Linked DNA regions of Homo sapiens: region 2 is linked to region 1. Evidence: chromatin loops called from intact Hi-C (ENCODE). Cell type or tissue: MCF 10A. All regions are shown on one strand.

Evidence for each region. Peaks named below come from ENCODE experiments on the same cell type or tissue, not always from the same donor. Only the 100,000 strongest peaks of a DNase experiment are listed, where the experiment ranks them.
Region 2: a loop joins it to region 1, with 5 times the contacts of the local background. A loop is called at or near these places in 2 of 110 quality-filtered maps.

Annotation. Positions count from the first base shown.
Region 1 is chr10:9,595,469-9,597,968 of GRCh38, reverse strand. The region is part of intron 5 of LINC02663 (long intergenic non-protein coding RNA 2663); the gene reads left to right. Among named protein-coding and RNA genes, the nearest start is that of LINC02663, 280 kb to the left of the region's middle. In MCF 10A, no CTCF peak of the experiment used is centred here; a DNase peak (open chromatin) is centred at 1,238.
Region 2 is chr10:9,426,301-9,428,800 of GRCh38, reverse strand. No RefSeq gene overlaps it. Among named protein-coding and RNA genes, the nearest start is that of LINC00709, 150 kb to the right of the region's middle. In MCF 10A, no CTCF peak of the experiment used is centred here; no DNase peak of the experiment used is centred here.

The sequences.
Region 1 (2,500 bases):
CCTGAAATGCACTTTTATTGTGTTTGCTTTTCTTTAACAGAATATTCCACAGCCCTAGCTTAGAATAACTATGGTTCTTCTTCTTTCCCCTAGAGATACTAGACAAATGGCTCTAACAGACAGAAGCAGTTTGTTCCATGACCTAAGACCATGCTCAGATACACAGGTTACCAAAAAGGTCATACTTACACCCAGGTACAGGACTTTCAGTCATGTATGTGAATAGCAATTGGTCTCAGAATCAATAAAAGGCAAGGCTGGTGACAAAGGTGATGGAACTGGAGGATAATAACATGATGACCAGCCTTAGAACAAGTCAGCTGTTGTATATGAGAATTTCCGTTCAAATGAAGTGTTTGATTAGGTAGCCTAGTTAGACCCCAGTGGCAACCAGGATGCCAAGATATCTGTCAATAAGCATGAACATCTCCAATTTCCAAGAATACTGTGACAAAAGACACACAATGCTTGTTCAATTACTGAACTAGATAATGGTTTTAAAATTTTGAGCTAAGAAATTAAAATCTGGGAGATTTCTACTTTGTCCTTTGCTACCAACTACTATGAGGTCTTCATTGAGCATTCGAACCTCATTGTATATTGGTTTCCTAATGTGTATGATGAAAATGATGATGTTGAACAATTCCTGAGGGCCTGGCAATTAATTAGCATTTATAAAATGCTTTAAAGAGAGGTGCCTGTGAGAGCAAACTATTTAATGTAAACCAATAGAAGGCTGATGAGCACACCATCTGAATGTGAGCTCTGTATCCACTGAAATAGCTGGAACTGATAAAAGTGACAGTTGGAACTTAAAAATAAGTTTTAAAATCCTGCAATTAATCTAGAATTCTCAGGACTCACAGATAGCTAATTATCATGACTTTGCTCTTCAAAGCACATTGTAACAAGCTCTAAGTTTTATTCTGATCATTCATTTCAGTGGTTTGGCTTCTGTCCATAAAAGAAAGAGCAAAATAAAAGATCATCCAATCACTCAGCTGCAATAATCCTTGTATCCACCAACAGTGATTTAAAAATATGTATTTGAGAGAAAGTTAAGCAGGTGGAAGAAGAGAAATTGATTTGAGTGATAAACAGGTGGACCAAAAGAAAAAAAAAAATAGGAAGATGACTTCCTGTTTCAGACAGAAGGGTGGTATATAAAGGGTGGAAGAGCTGGCACCAAGCTTAGTGATTAACACACACACACAAACGTGACACACTGTGAGTCAGCAGGTTGGGTCCAAATAGCCTGAGAAAGAACATTCTGTATATACCCTGCCTCTCTTCCACATTGTCTTCAGTAAATAATTGCCTGCTGCTTTGCCACCAGGGAGAAGGGAGGCAACAACACCACCTAAAAATGAAAGCAACCTCAGAGGCGCACCATCCGCAGCCTGCAGGAGGGCAGTGCTTATGGCCACAGGCAGGTGGATTGACTGACCCTGACAGTACCCTCCTGCCTTCTTCGGCATTTCAGACATGCAGGCTCTTTTCAAAAATAGGTCTCACAGCCACATCAAAAAGTCGTTTGTGTCTTGGGAAGAGTCCCAAAAGCCATTCTTTGATCAAAGAGGATGGGGTAACCTGAAGAGTGGGTGAATAGAAATTAACTCTTTTTTTTTTTTTTTTTTTTTTTTTTTGAAAAGGAGTCTCGCTCTGTCGCCCAGGCTGGAGTGCAGTGGCGGGATCTCGGCTCACTGCAAGCTCCGCCTCCCGGGTTCACGCCATTCTCCTGCCTCAGCCTCCCAAGTAGCTGGGACTACAGGCGCCCGCCACTACGCCCGGCTAATTTTTTGTATTTTTAGTAGAGACGGGGTTTCACCGTTTTAGCCGGGATGGTCTCGATCTCCTGACCTTGTGATCCGCCCGCCTCGGCCTCCCAAAGTGCTGGGATTACAGGCGTGAGCCACCGCGCCCGGCCGAAATTAACTCTTTCAGCCTGGAGTCAGACTCCCTTCTACCACATCCATTCTTGAAAGCCAAGAGAAAACATTGATTTCCAGGGCAGCTCGGGGGCCTAAGAGAAGAAAGGTTTATAAAGAAAATGTGCAGTGTAACTGCAGGGTTTATGCACGATAAAGCAAAGATCACAAGTGGGGTTGCCCCTGCCAGGGTAACCAGAATACATAAAATAAAACAGGAATCTAGCTGGGTGCCATGGCTCATGCCTATAATCTCAACACTTTGGGAGGCCCTAGTGGGAAGATGACCTGAAGCCAGGAGTTCAACACCTGCCTAGGTAATGCAGTGAGAACCTCATCTTTAAGTTACAAAACAAGCCAGGCATAGTGGCCCACACCTGTAGCTCCAGCTATTCAGGAAGCTGAGGTGGAAGGATAGCTTGAACTCAGGAGGTCAAGGCTGCAGTGAGCCATGATTGTGCCACTGCACTCCAGCTTGGGCAACAGAGCAAGACGCTGTCTCAAAAAATTTTTTAAAAAGAAAGAATCTAAAGTAGCATGATAAATCTTATCAAAAAGATAAAAGTTATTAC
Region 2 (2,500 bases), 170 kb after region 1:
GAATAGCAACATGACCTGTTGAGGAGACATAATCAAATGATCCCATAAAAGTGCCTATAGAGCAGTAGTTGCATCCAGTATGTGTAAAGGAAGATTCCTATAATTCACATTATTTATTAAGCTGCAAAAATGAAATCTATGCTATTGCCATAGATAAAATTAAGCTAAATATGTTCAACAGATTCTCCTCACTAGGCACTGGCAAAAGTTTAATAATTTACCTAACCAAGCAAATAAAAGAATGAGGAGTAGAAAGTTAACACTTATGAAAACAGAAGAACTCAAAAGGATGGTGGGTAGGGGAAGCAAAACAAAACACAAAAACCGTCAATCCATGGAAAGTGCACATCAGAATGCATATGCATGTAAAATACTTGGATATTGAGAATTATGCCCATTCCTACACAAGAAATACATGATAGATCAGGAAGTGAAATACTTGTCCATAAGTTATTTTTTAAGGTGTATCATGTACAGAATGTCTCTGTGACAGAAATACTGAAATATTCACATTTTTGCTTTATCTAAAACTGTACTTAATGATCTCCATTGTTTTATAGATTTTTTTCAATATGTCCATGAATGATTATAGTTACGTGATTTTCGTATGAAGAAATAAAGTAGTGATTTGTCTAAATACCTGCAGGAGCTTTCTAGTTTCTAGTTCTACTTAACAATATCACCTTATAGAGTTTTAAAGATTATACTCTTTATCAAAGTATTTAGTCACTAGAGAAAATTATAATGGCTATCATAATACTTTTATATAGTTGTTTTAGTTAATACTCTAAAGCAAGCAAACAAACAAAAAGGCTCTATATGTCTTAAACACTGGAACCAAGAGCTCTTTAATTTACAATTTCTCAGTACCCAGCGTAGTTCTAAGTAAATACATAAATGCTGCCTGACTGAATAAGTAAATCAAAACTTTTTAAAGAATATTATGGTGTTTTCTTTACAAGACTATGCTGCATCTGGGCATTCATGTGATCGTTTGATGTTGTTTCATCAAGGTTTAAACATTCCAAATCTAACTTAAACAATACTGATAATCTAAAATTAAAGATAAAGTGCCTTTGGCTTTTTCTCCTTCTAGCTTTAGTTCAGTTCCTTCAGCATTTTGATAATCCTAAATTTTATGCTTTCAAATTAAGGCCTCTATTGTTCCCTTTCCTGCTTCTCAACTTTAACGTTAATGTGATTCATCCCATACACTTTCCTCCTTCCCTCCTTCCCTCTCTTCCTTCTTTCCTTTTCTAGTTTGATGACAAAAGTTTATAATTTCTAAATCTATTTATATTATGTCATCAAGAATAGCTAAAGATACAGTTTTATGCCATAAAATTTTTGGTCTTGGCTATATGTTCAAGTTTGCAATTCCTACAAGGCATTCAATAGTGCCCTCTAATGATGCCATTTTTAAAAACAACTGTACTACATTTCTGTTTTCTTTCAGGATGCTCATTTCTGTCCACATAGAAACTCTATCTCAAACATTAAAATGTTATAAAAACATTTTAACTTTTAAACATTTTATTGGGTAAAATCTATGAAATGTTCCTGATTATATTGTTGGATTTTTGTTATTTTTGTTCTTTGAAATTCACCGATGTCTAGCACACTCTGTAAAGACATTTAATAATAAAATTATGAATTGAAATTAGTCTCTCATAATTGTGGAAAACATTTATTTAGGTATTTAAATATTTTACATGTTTTATTGAGATAATTAGGTGGACTTTTCAAGTTTTCTATATTCCAGATATCATAAGCATGGTTTTACTAAGTATATTTTAGGAATATACCTATTCACCTCTTTGTTGCATATAAGGGTTTCTTGCTCACAAAAATGTATAATTTATCTTAATTCTGTCTTTTTACAAATAAAAGAATAATACAGTACAATTTTAAAATAATCATTTTTCAAATTTTGAGAACACTACAAAATTATCTAATACCTTCATAGATAAAAGACAGTCCTTTTGTCCAAATATGAAATAATACATTAAAATTGTTGCATGTCTGATGTCTCAATAATTAGGGATTTCTATCTTTTCTTACAAAATTCCCTAAGACAATCTGAAAACGAAATACTAATGGAAATTGAATATTATATTTGCACTTGACCAAAGCACAAGGAAGTATAGGGTAAAAATAAAATAGAATTATGAATAATTAGCTATTTGAGTCTATTAAATAAATCTATCAAGGATTAAGAACAAAAGAAAGACATTTTGAAGGTAACATCAAAATGTCTTTAATTTGGTTATTGTAGGGATAAATAGTGAGAACTACAAAACATACTTGCAAGAAAGATAAAAATTTAAGAAAAGACAACTCACCCTGGATGTGTATGAGCTACAATACATCTTAGAAAGAAAAATTTCAATACTCTGCTCTTAAACTGACAGATTCTGAATTAGTTGTAAACTCTGTGGGAAAAGCTCTTGGTGTCATCCCAGATAGATCAATGAAAACATTTCCTCCACATCCTTCACAT